Linked DNA regions of Homo sapiens: region 1 is linked to region 2. The links are chromatin loops, found by intact Hi-C in ENCODE. Cell type or tissue: A673. All regions are shown on one strand. Each heading gives the region's core, and the rest is flanking DNA. Links, peaks and the distances in the headings are about the cores only.

Region 1 (5,376 bases), core at 297-5,296, 610 kb after region 2:
CCAGCTACTCAGGAGGCTGGGGCAGGATAATTGCTTGAATCCAGGAGGTGGAGGCTGCAATGAGCTGAAATCATGCCACCTCACTCCAGCCTGGGCGACAGTGAGACTCCATCTCAAAATAAAAATAAATAAATAAATAAATACATAAATAAATAAAATTATTATGATTAAATGGTTTCTGAGTAGCTCCTGTAATTGGGCTTTATTCTGAGAAGCACTGAAGAAAATCAGGAAAACACTGGAGTTCAGACTGGGATCTCCTTTCAGCTCCCATGTTCTTGCCCTGGGCAAGTCCCTTTCTTCTCTGGGCCCCCATTTCCCACTCTGTAAAATGGGGACAGTCCCTGGGCTGCCTGTTCACAGAAGCACTGTAAGGCTAAGGCTCTGTTCCTTGGAAGGAACATTAGGGATCCCATCTCACCCACTCTGCAGACTGGGCTCTCTACAGACCAAGGCTCACAGGGGCAGGAAAAAGTATTGCCTCCTTTCCCTTCCTTTCCTCCTCAGTCTTCCCACCGCCTGAGCTCAGTGACTGACCTGAGTCAGCTTCTTCCCCCCTCACCTGGTCCCCTTCCTTCTCAAAGGTGATGCGTGTGCCCTGCCTCCAACCGGGCTTCACATCAATGGTCAGGATCTTGTCCTTGATGGTGGAGGAGTACCCATCCTCGTTCAGCACCTATAGCAACATATCAGGTGTGGGGAGGTCTGCTTAGGACTTCCATGAGTACAGTCGAGATTTGCTCAGATTTTCATGAACACTCAGGTGACCTTTGCACACGTGAAAGATGCTCTATGGGATTTGTACTTGGGCTCAATCCTCTAGCAATGGGAAGAGCCTCCAGCAATGGGGAGAGCCTGCCCTGAGCCACTCCCACTCCCATCCTGTTGCCATGACAACCAAGAACTTATGATTCCAGTATGGCAGAGGATGCCATGAGACTGGGGCTGGGGGCTGAGATGCCAAGCAGTCACCATTAGTTGATCAAACACACAGCTCCAGCCCTGGCCACTAACAGATACATGGTGAAAATGTACTCCATTCCTCTCTCCAAATCCCAGAGGCCCGGCCCTGAGCCTCCAGCAAGTCTCTTAATCCCAAAGAGAGAAATGAAAGTCAACATATCTAAGCCTCCCCCAGTGCATTCCCCACTGGGGATCCTTCCACTCCCCAGTCGCATGTCCAGATGGGTTCCATCTGTGGAAAGCATGGCCGCATCGGCATCTCCTCTGCTGGGCAAAGGTGGAGGGGGCTTGCTCTTATGCCTGGCACAGGGCTGGGCCATGGGACAGGGCCAAGCCAAGGACTAGACATGAGGCACTGAGGGTCTTCCTCAACCCGTCACCTTGGGGACTATCTCCCAGCCCACCCTCCATGCCCACTGTTCTTTCTTATGCACGAGGCATGCACCCTGATGAAATCCTGGGAATATGGTCTGGTAAAGCCCAGAAGGAAGAATTCAGAAGAGACTCCTCCCATTCAGAGCCTTTCCAGTTCCCACGGGGATGGGGCTGAACTGAAAGAAAGGAAGGGAAAGAGCCTGTCCCAGTTGGGAAGGCTGCAGAGGGCACTCCTGCACTAGGAAAGAACCGGGCTAATGTCTTCAACTGTCCCTTCCGAATTTCAGATTCCGGAATTCTAACATCCTAGGTCTCTGAATCTAAGGTTCCATAATTCCATCAGAGACCATCCCTGAGTCCTCCCACCCAGGTAAGGGAGGAGGCAGCTGCTAGGCTGCAGGAGATAGGTGGCTCCCGGGAGGAGCAAGCTGAGTACTCACCCTTCTGGAGATCTTAATTTTTTTGGTGCAGCCAAAGAATAAGTCCTCCAGGGACAGGTAGAGATCCCGTTCGACTTGGGGGTCCTGCTTCTTGACCCCTCGGCCCTGGAGCCCCCCAAAGTTCAAATCTACCTCACTTCCTTCTGCATCAAAAAACTCTGCAGGAGGTAGGGAGAGGAGTAAGAGAAATTGTATCCAGAGACCCAGACATGCGCGCGCGCGCACACACACACACACACACACACACACACACACACACACACACACACAGCCTCCCTATCCAGATATGCTCCCCAACCTCTTCAGTGTCCTGTGTAACACCCAGCATCCTATAACCACCTCTCAGACTGGCCAAGCCAAGGAGCTGTCTTCAACTGCAGATGCAGTGATTATCATCCTTTGCCATTTCCCACTGCTTCACCTCCCCTTGGGACATTCCCCCCCCACCCCGCCCAACGCTTCCCCGTCTCTCTTATTCACAACTCGGATACCGTAACTCTGGCTGTCTCAGGAAAGGGAGGCACTCCCTCTGGTGGCCGCGCTCAGGAGTGCCAGAAGAGACTGCTGGTAGTCCTCGGCAGGAAGGTGAGAGCCTGCCAGTCCTCTCTACTCTTCCCCAGACTCCATAACCCTTCGCTGTCCAGCCCAGCCCAAGATTGCTAAAGACCCCAGACTCAAGTTTCTATAAAGCTGTCAGCTGAGATGGGGGAGGGAAAGGGTTGGTCCCTAACAATTTGAGAGGCCACCGGCATTCCCCAAACTCCTCTTTCCTCAATTTCTTTTGCCCCTGCCCAGCTCTGCACCCATAACCCCTCTTGCTGCCCCCATCCTTCCTCCCAGTGCAAAGACAGCCCCATCCTGGCTCTGCCCCTGATGTGCTGTGTGATCCGTGGGCTTCAGTGTCTTGGTCTGTGGGATGGGGTAATAATGCCTGACCTGCCTTCCACCATTAAGATGAAGAGCTAAAACTTGCTGAGAGCTTACTATGCGTCAGGTGCTATTTTTGGAACCTTACATTATTATTTCATTGGTCCAGGGAGCCCAAACAAAACGCTTAAGGTCCCGTAGCTAGTAAGCAGTAGAGTTGGGATCTGAACCACAGGACAATATGACTACGGAACCTGTGTCCTTAACCACTGTGCCACGCCGCATCGCTAGATGTGGAAGCCCCTCATAAGCTGTAAACTCGAGGGGCGCTATGGTTAAGAGTTTTCATATTCTGCCTCTCATGGTTAATGCCATGGAATGAACTTCACAGGCTAGAATGGTGAAATGACCTTAGGCAGGGATGGTGAGGTGACTACACTATGTCCCTCTAAGATGCGATGGGCAATCAAGAGGCCTGAATCTTCTGGTCCTCCTGTTGCATTGCTGAATTCACTTGTTCACCCAGACCTACAGTGTACCAGGCAGTAAACACCCCAATAGCCAGTCCACAGGAAGCCCAGCCCCTCAACCCTGCAGGGAGATGGGACTCAGGAACCCTTGGGGTGGAGCACTATGGCAGTATAGCTTCTGGGCACTGCCTGAGGAAGCCCAGACCCTGAGCCTGACCTTTCCCAATGAGCGATGCCCTGTAGACTCACTTGGCTCCTTTGAACTGAGACAGGTAGGGAGGCAAGGTCCACTGTATGGCATTTTTGGACTGCAAAGCCCCTTTCATTTTTTTTCTTTTTTCTTTTTTTTTTTTGAGACAGAGTCTCAATCTTGTTGCCCAGGCTGGAGTGCAATGGCGCAATCTCGGCTCACCACAACCTCCACCTCCTCGGTTCAAGCGATTCTCCTACCTCAGCCTCCTAAGTGGCTGGGATTGCAGGCATGCACCACTGTGCCTGGCTTTGTTTTTTTGTTTTTGTTTGTTTGTTTGTTTTTAGTAGAGATGGGTTTTCTCCATGGTGGTCAGGCTGGTCTTGAACTGCCGACCTCAAGTGATCCGCCGGCCTCAGCCTCCTGAAGTGCTGGGATTACAGGTGTGAGCCACCATGCCCGGCCGATTGCAAAGCCCCTTTTCATAAACATTATCTCATCTGATAATAGCCCTTGAGCCTTAATGATTATTTTGGCTATGTAATGGTTAGGAAGCTGGGGTTTCAGAGGGGTGAAGAAATTTTCCCAGGATCACACGGTTCACAAATGGCAGCGCATGGATTGGAAACAGGCCCGCTACTCGAAGCCCCTTGCTGTTTTCAGTCTCACGTGGAGCTTATAAACTCAGCTTCTTCTGGCAGACACGTGAGGGTGGCACAAGGTGGGAGCAATCTCTGAGGCAGAGGGGCTGTAACCCACATATTGGCACAGAAAAGAGAAGGAAAGAACTTATGAAGTTCAGAAAGGCTGAAGTATAGTCAGGGAGAAGGGGCAAGAGGTGTAGGAGAAAACAGGCAGTGAAAAATCTAGGCCTTATGTGGGTATAACTGGAGCCAGGAAGTCAGGTGTGAAGGTCTTTTCACTGCCTTTGCAAGATGATTCTGAGCCTCAGAAATCAACTCTTGGTCAGTTTGTCTCAGACCTGGAATCACGCACCCATCCACCTACTCAGCCATCCTTCCGCCTACCCAGCCATCCATCCGCCTACCCAGCCATCCATTCATTTACCCAGCCATCCGTCCGCCTACCCACCCACCCACCCACCATGTGCTCGTCTATTCATTCATACACCCACTCATCCATTCATCCATCTGTCCTTCCTTCATTTCATGCATCCACCCATCCACACTCACTCTTGTCAGATGCTAGGCTGGGATTTGGCTACGCTGAGATCAATCAGACCTGGAGGATCTCCCAGTCTGGTAGGGAGACAAGCATATTAGGGAAACTATAAATAGCACAAGAACTGTTTTAACTGCAAAAGAGACAAGAGGTATCTTCCCACAAATACAATATTAGCAAAAGACTGGGAAGAAACTACCCATCAATAAGACAGTAATTAAAAATAATAAATTAGACCTGGCATGGTGGCTCATGCCTATAATCCCAGCACTTTGGGAGGATGACGCAGGCGGATCACCTGAGGTCAGGAGTTCAAAACCAGCCTGGCCAGTCTTGAGTGGAAACCCCATCTCTACTCAAAATACAAAAATTAGCCAGGCATTCTGGTGCCCACCTGTAATCCCAGCTACTCGGGTGGCTGAGGCAGGAGAATCGCTTGAACCCAGGAGGCAGAGGTTGCAGTGAGCCAAGATTGTGCCACTGCACTCCAGCCTGGGCAACAGAGCAAGACTTTAATAATAATAAATTATAAAACATCCATGGTAGCCATGCTGGCACTTGGCATCTGCTCTGTCCTCCTTCTTGCATACCTTCCCTGCTAGAGAATCTGTAGAGCCAAAAGGAACATCCCCCAGACTCTCTTGCAGCTAAGGTTCTGGCTTTGAATTCTGTTCATCAGGTAGTTCCTGAGCTGCTTGGGAGGCAGGAAGAAGGCGGCAGGCATCTCTCCGTGGCTCTGTCTGGAGCTGGTGGGCACTGTTGTGGAGACACTAGGTTTTTCTGCAGCAGCCTTTGTGGGTCCACCCACGAGTTTCATGCCTGTCAGAGGCAAGTGAGGCAGCAGTTGCAGCTACATTCATGGTGTGCTCTGGAATGCAACGGTGACATT
Region 2 (5,376 bases), core at 269-5,268:
TTGAGCCCAGGAATTTTAGACCAGCCTGGGCAACATAGTCATACCCCATCTCTACAAAAAATAAAGAAATGAGTCAGGCATAGTAGCGTGTGCCTGTGGTCCCAGCTACAGGGGAGGCTGAGGTGGGAGGTTCACTTAAACCCAGGAATTTGAGGCTTCAGTAAGCTGTGACCACGCCACTGTACTCCAGCCTAGGTGACAGAGCAAGACCCTGTCCCAAAAAAAGAGATCAAGTTTGAGCTTCTTACCACCTCAACTTCACCTCTCACCCCTAGCTGCTTCTTACCTATGCTCCAGCAACACAGACTGCTGATAAGTCCAGGTACATACCGTGTTATTTCCCACAAGTCTTTGCATCTGCTGTGCTCTCTTCAGAAGTATCCTCCTCAGTGTCCTCAGCCATAAAGAAGGCAGGTATCTTCTCTGCCAGGCTAGTTTAGGGCTCCTTTCCTTTGCTGTCATAACCCTTTGAGGTTCTATCATGCTAGATTACAGTGTCAGGTTGAATTTTTTTTTTTTAACTAGGCGAGTTTCTTAAGAAAAGGAATATTGTGTTATTTATTTCTGTATTCTCAGTGTCCAGGACCTATGTAATAATTGGTGTTCAATAAATGTTTGCTTAAAAAGGGAATAAATAAATGAATGAGTGATTCAGTCATTTGAAAAGTCTTTAGTGAGTGCCTACCATGTGTTTAGTATAATGCTAGCCACCACCGTGGCCACAAAAGAAATAAAAGACCTATAATACGTCCTTAAGGGCCGGGTGCAGTGGCTCACACCTGTAATCCCAGCACTTTGGGAGGCCAAGGCAGGCGGATCATGAGGTCAGGAGTTTAAGACTAGCCTGGCCAATATGGCAAAACCCTGTCTCTACTAAAAACACAAAAATTAGCCAGGCGTTGGTGGCACGTGCCTATAGTCCCAGCTACTCGGGCGGCTGAGGTAGAAAAATTGCTTGAACCCGGGAGATGGAGGTTGCAGTGAGCCAAGATCGCGCCACTGCACTCCAGCCTAGGCAACAGAGTGAGAGTCCATCTCAAAAAAAAAAAAAAAAAAAAGTCCTTAAGGAATTTTAGTTGGGAAAACAAGACCTGCTCAGGAAAACGGATTATAGAACAATGCAATAAAGAATCAAGTTGCTGAAGAGCACTGCACACACAGATCTCTGTTCAGATTCTGGCTGTATGATCATGTGCAAGCCCCCTAAGCTCTCTAGGCTTCAGTTTCCTCATCTGGAAAATGGAGATAATTACCAGATGTGTTGAGTTCGAGGTACTATTGGCATACAGTACTAATCATTAAACAATGCCACTCCTCTGGACAATATTTTATAGAAGTTCACAAAGCTGATTCACGTCAAAGCTGATTCACATTCTTTATCTCATGTGATCAACCCTGTGAAACAGGGATTATAGCATAGCATTTATGGCAGATTGTAAAAATGACCACAGATTATCCCCTTCCCTCTACCCACACCTTTTGAAAGTGCTTTTGCACTCTGAGTCTGGTTTGGCTTTGCGATGACTTGAAACATGCTTGAGCACGGAGGCTTGTCTGCTCTCTCTTTTTTTTTTTTGAGATGGAGTCTCGCTTTGTCACCTAGGCTGGAGTGCAGTGGCGTGATCTCAGCTCACTGCAACCTCTGCCTCCCGGGTTCATGCGATTCTTCTGTCTCAGTCTCCTGAGTAGCTGGGATTACAGGCATGCACCACCACACCCAGCTAATTTTTGTATTTTTAGTAGAGACGGGGTTTCATCATATTGGCCAGGCTGGTCTTGAACTCCTGATCTCATGATCCTCCCACCTCAGCCTCCCAAAGTGCTGGGATTACAGGTGTGAGCCACTGCATCTGGCCTGTCTTCTCTTGTTAAACTTGGAATCTTTAGCCCGCCAAGTCAATGAGCCTAAGCTAGCCTGCTGGAAGATGAGAGGCTATATGGAGGAGCATCAGGGTGCTCCAGCCAACTGCCAGTCACCAAATATGTGATTGAGCCAACTTACCAGCTATCCACAGACCCATGCATGTGGGAATCCAGCATAGATCAGCTAAATTGGCCAAGATCAAAACTGTGACCTGTATAAATATACTGTACCTTAGAACTGTGAACTAAACAAAATGATTGTTGTTTTAAGCCACTGTGTTTCAGGGTGGGTCATTTTATAGCAAAAGCTCACTGAGACAGAGATCCAGAGCAGTAAAGCTTTGGAGCTAAGCAGTCTGAGTTGGAAAGACAGCTTCTCCCACTTTCTAGCTATATGGCCTTGGGCAAGCCACTCAATTTCTCAGAGCTTCAGTGTCCTCATTTGAATAATGGGGGTAATGGTAGTGCCCATTTCCTGGGGTTGCAAGAATTCAATAAGATGATAGATGTCTGACATTAGCTTGTATGAAGCTTGGCTCAGCCTAAAGGGAGCTGTTGTTGCCATTGCTCCATTGTTCAGATGAGTAAACTGAAGATGAGAAAACTAAACTCCCAGGTGTTTGGTCACTTTCCCCAAGGTCAGTCAGCCAGAAAATGACTGAACTTGGGACTCACAGTCAAGACTTCTTAATTCCTACCAAGTGTAGGATTCCTAATAAGACTAGTGGGGTGACTGGCAGGGGGTGGGGAGGGACATTTATTGTCTACCTGGTGACAAATTTCCTTGTGTCCTGATTTCAGTAGGAAGCCAAAATAGGCTGGAGGTAATGAATAATCAAACTGAAGTTCTACGAAGATTAGTTGGTAGCACAAAGTACAACTCACTGGCAGGCACTGGCAGTTCCAGCCCTTCATTCTCTGAATCCAATGTCTTATCAAGTCGGATTTTCTTGTACTGTTTCTCAAATCCACTCATTTCTCTCTCTTTTTTTTTTTTTTTTACCTCAGCCCTTGCCCCTGTTCCTGGAGCTGTGCAATGGCTTCCAGCTTTCTTGGCGACTCCCACCGCAATCCTCTTTCCTCTCCTCTCGTCCTTCTCCAGCCACACTTTTAGCTCTGTGGCAACACATGCCTGATGCCTACCAGAGGTCAGATTCAGCTTGTGGGCTTTACCTTGGAGCCGGCTTCATGGTTTCCAGGTATTGGGATATAAGGCCTCCATGTGCCTGACACCCCAACCATCAAATTAGGATATTGGAGATGTCCCCAGCAAAGACTTTCAGAGCTGACCCTTTATAAGGGTGGCACCTAAATCCTACTGAAGGCCTGTAGGTACATACCATCAGTGAGCAGCAGATGGCAGAGTCACCTCTCCTTTTGCTATCTCCCATTAGGAGTTATTGCCGCTCCTTCCTCCATGAAGAATAACAATAAAGATAGGACCTCAATACACAATTAGAAAACGCTCTGTATGAAAAAGTTTAATTGAATTAATTGCCCAAATTTAAAGAATAAGGGATGTCCTAGTAAAATCATATTTCAGGCTTTTAAAAAATCCAAATATCTTGTGCTCTACCATGGTGAGCCTTGGTCCTTATCATTCCCTGTGTTCTCCCAACACTGAGGCCAAGTTATTTTTGCCATTGATCAAGGTGGTTGTACTATTATTTTTCTTAAAACTTTTTTTTTTTTTTGAGACAGGGTCTCACTCTGCCACCCAGGCTGGCGTGCAGTGACACAATCACAGCTTACTGCAACCTCCATCTCTTGGGTTCACGCTATCTTCCCACCTCAGCCTCCTGAGTAGCTGGGACTACAGGCACGTGCCACCATACCAGCTAAGGTTCATATTTTTTGTAGAGGCAGGGGTCTCCCTATGTTGCCCAGGCTGGTCTTCAACTCCTGGGCTCAAGTGATCCACCTGCCTCGGCCTCCCAAAGTGCTGAGATTATCGGCGTGAACAACTGCACCTGGCCTAAACATTTTTTTTAATGTGTGAAATATTTATTGATCATGTCTTTAACAAAAGTAAGAAAATTCTGGGCATGGTGGCTCATGCCTGTAATCCCAGCACTTTGGGAGGCTGATGGGGGTGGATCACTTGAGGCCAGGAGTTTGAGACCAGCCTGGGCAACATAGCAAGACCCTGTCTGTACAAAAAATTACAAAAATTAGCTGGAAGTGGTGGCACATGCCTATAGGTCCAGCTACACAGGAGAAGGAGGTAGAAGGGTTGCTTGAGCCCAGGAGGTTGAGGCTGCAGTGAGCCAAGATAGCACCACTACACTCTGGCCTGGGCAATAGAGTGAGACCCCATCTCAAAAAAAAAAGGAGGTGATAAATTATAAGTGAATAAAATGTAATTGAATAAATGAAACGGAGGTTGTAGGCATTTGAGCTTGTCCCCTCTAATCCAACCGCTCTCCCTGCCTAGCCTCCAATCTCCAACTCCTGCTTTTTTGTATGAGATAGCTGAGACCCAGAGACACAGAATAAATTGTCCAAGGTCACAAAGGTAGGAAGTGGCAAAGCCAGGAGCAGAAATCATGTCTTTGGACTCTGTCTCCCCTGCTTCTTCCATATATCCTATGACCACAGAGCTTAACAAACAGTTGTTGAATTGATGACAGGAGGCCTAGTGTAGGGGGAAGAACATTAAGTTGGCATAAGGAGTTCTAGATTCTAGTCTTAACTGTACCACTGACTGGCTGTGTGACCTTAAGCAAGTCACTTTCCTTCTCTGGATCTCATTCTCTACATCAATGTATAAGGAAGATTAAATTCAGCACTGAAGGTTAACTGGGAAGTGTGTCACATTAGCCAATTATAGCCCTTTTGTTCTGGGACTAAGAACTGGGCCCCAGAGAAAATAGTTAAGTCCTCATGTCTTTTAACAAAAGTAAGAAAATTCTGGGCGTGGTGGCTCATGCCTGTAATCCCAGCACTTTGGGAGGCTGATGGGGGTGGATCACTTGAGGCCAGGAGTTTGAGACCAGCCTGGGCAACACAGCAAGACCATGTCTGTACAAAAAATTACAAAAATTAGCTGCAAGTGAATCCAGCTAACAGAAATCAATATTGTCTTATTTGAATAAGAAAAAAATTTAAGATAATTTTCTGTAACTCATGGAGTCACCAGAAAGCCTGAAGAATTAGAGTCAACAAATGGGCAGAAAATGAAAACATATGCCCACACAGAAGCTTGTGTATGAATGTTTATAGCAGCATTGTTCGTAATAGCCAAGACATGGAAATAACCCAAATGTCTGTCAACAAATGAATGGATAAACAAAACATGGTATACAATAGAATATGATTCAGCCATAAAAAGGAATGAAGTACTGATACATGCCACAACATAGATGGACCTTGAAAACATCATGCTAAATAAAATAAGACAGTTGCAAATGGCTACATGCTATATGATTCCATTCATGTGAAAGTCCAGAATAGGGAAATTTGTACATCAGTAGTTGCTCAGGGCTGGGGAGGGGTGGGGGTGTGGGTGGGGGT

The links. A loop is a pair of places that touch in the nucleus more often than their neighbours do. Peaks named below come from ENCODE experiments on the same cell type or tissue, not always from the same donor. Only the 100,000 strongest peaks of a DNase experiment are listed, where the experiment ranks them.
Region 1: a loop joins it to region 2, with 10 times the contacts of the local background. A loop is called at or near these places in 5 of 110 quality-filtered maps.

The regions. Positions count from the first base shown.
Region 1 is chr11:73,961,438-73,966,813 of GRCh38, reverse strand. It overlaps DNAJB13 (DnaJ heat shock protein family (Hsp40) member B13), which reads right to left. Exons shown (of 8, transcript NM_153614.4): 4 at 1,779-1,936; 5 at 563-676. Among named protein-coding and RNA genes, the nearest start is that of DNAJB13, 13 kb to the right of the region's middle. RefSeq lists silencers at 2,046-2,135, 2,156-2,265. In A673, for the core only: a CTCF peak has its summit at 2,315 (motif pointing left); a DNase peak (open chromatin) is centred at 2,263.
Region 2 is chr11:74,568,549-74,573,924 of GRCh38, reverse strand. No RefSeq gene overlaps it. Among named protein-coding and RNA genes, the nearest start is that of POLD3, 21 kb to the left of the region's middle. In A673, for the core only: CTCF peaks have their summits at 2,998 and 3,201 (motif pointing right); DNase peaks (open chromatin) are centred at 3,234 and 4,714.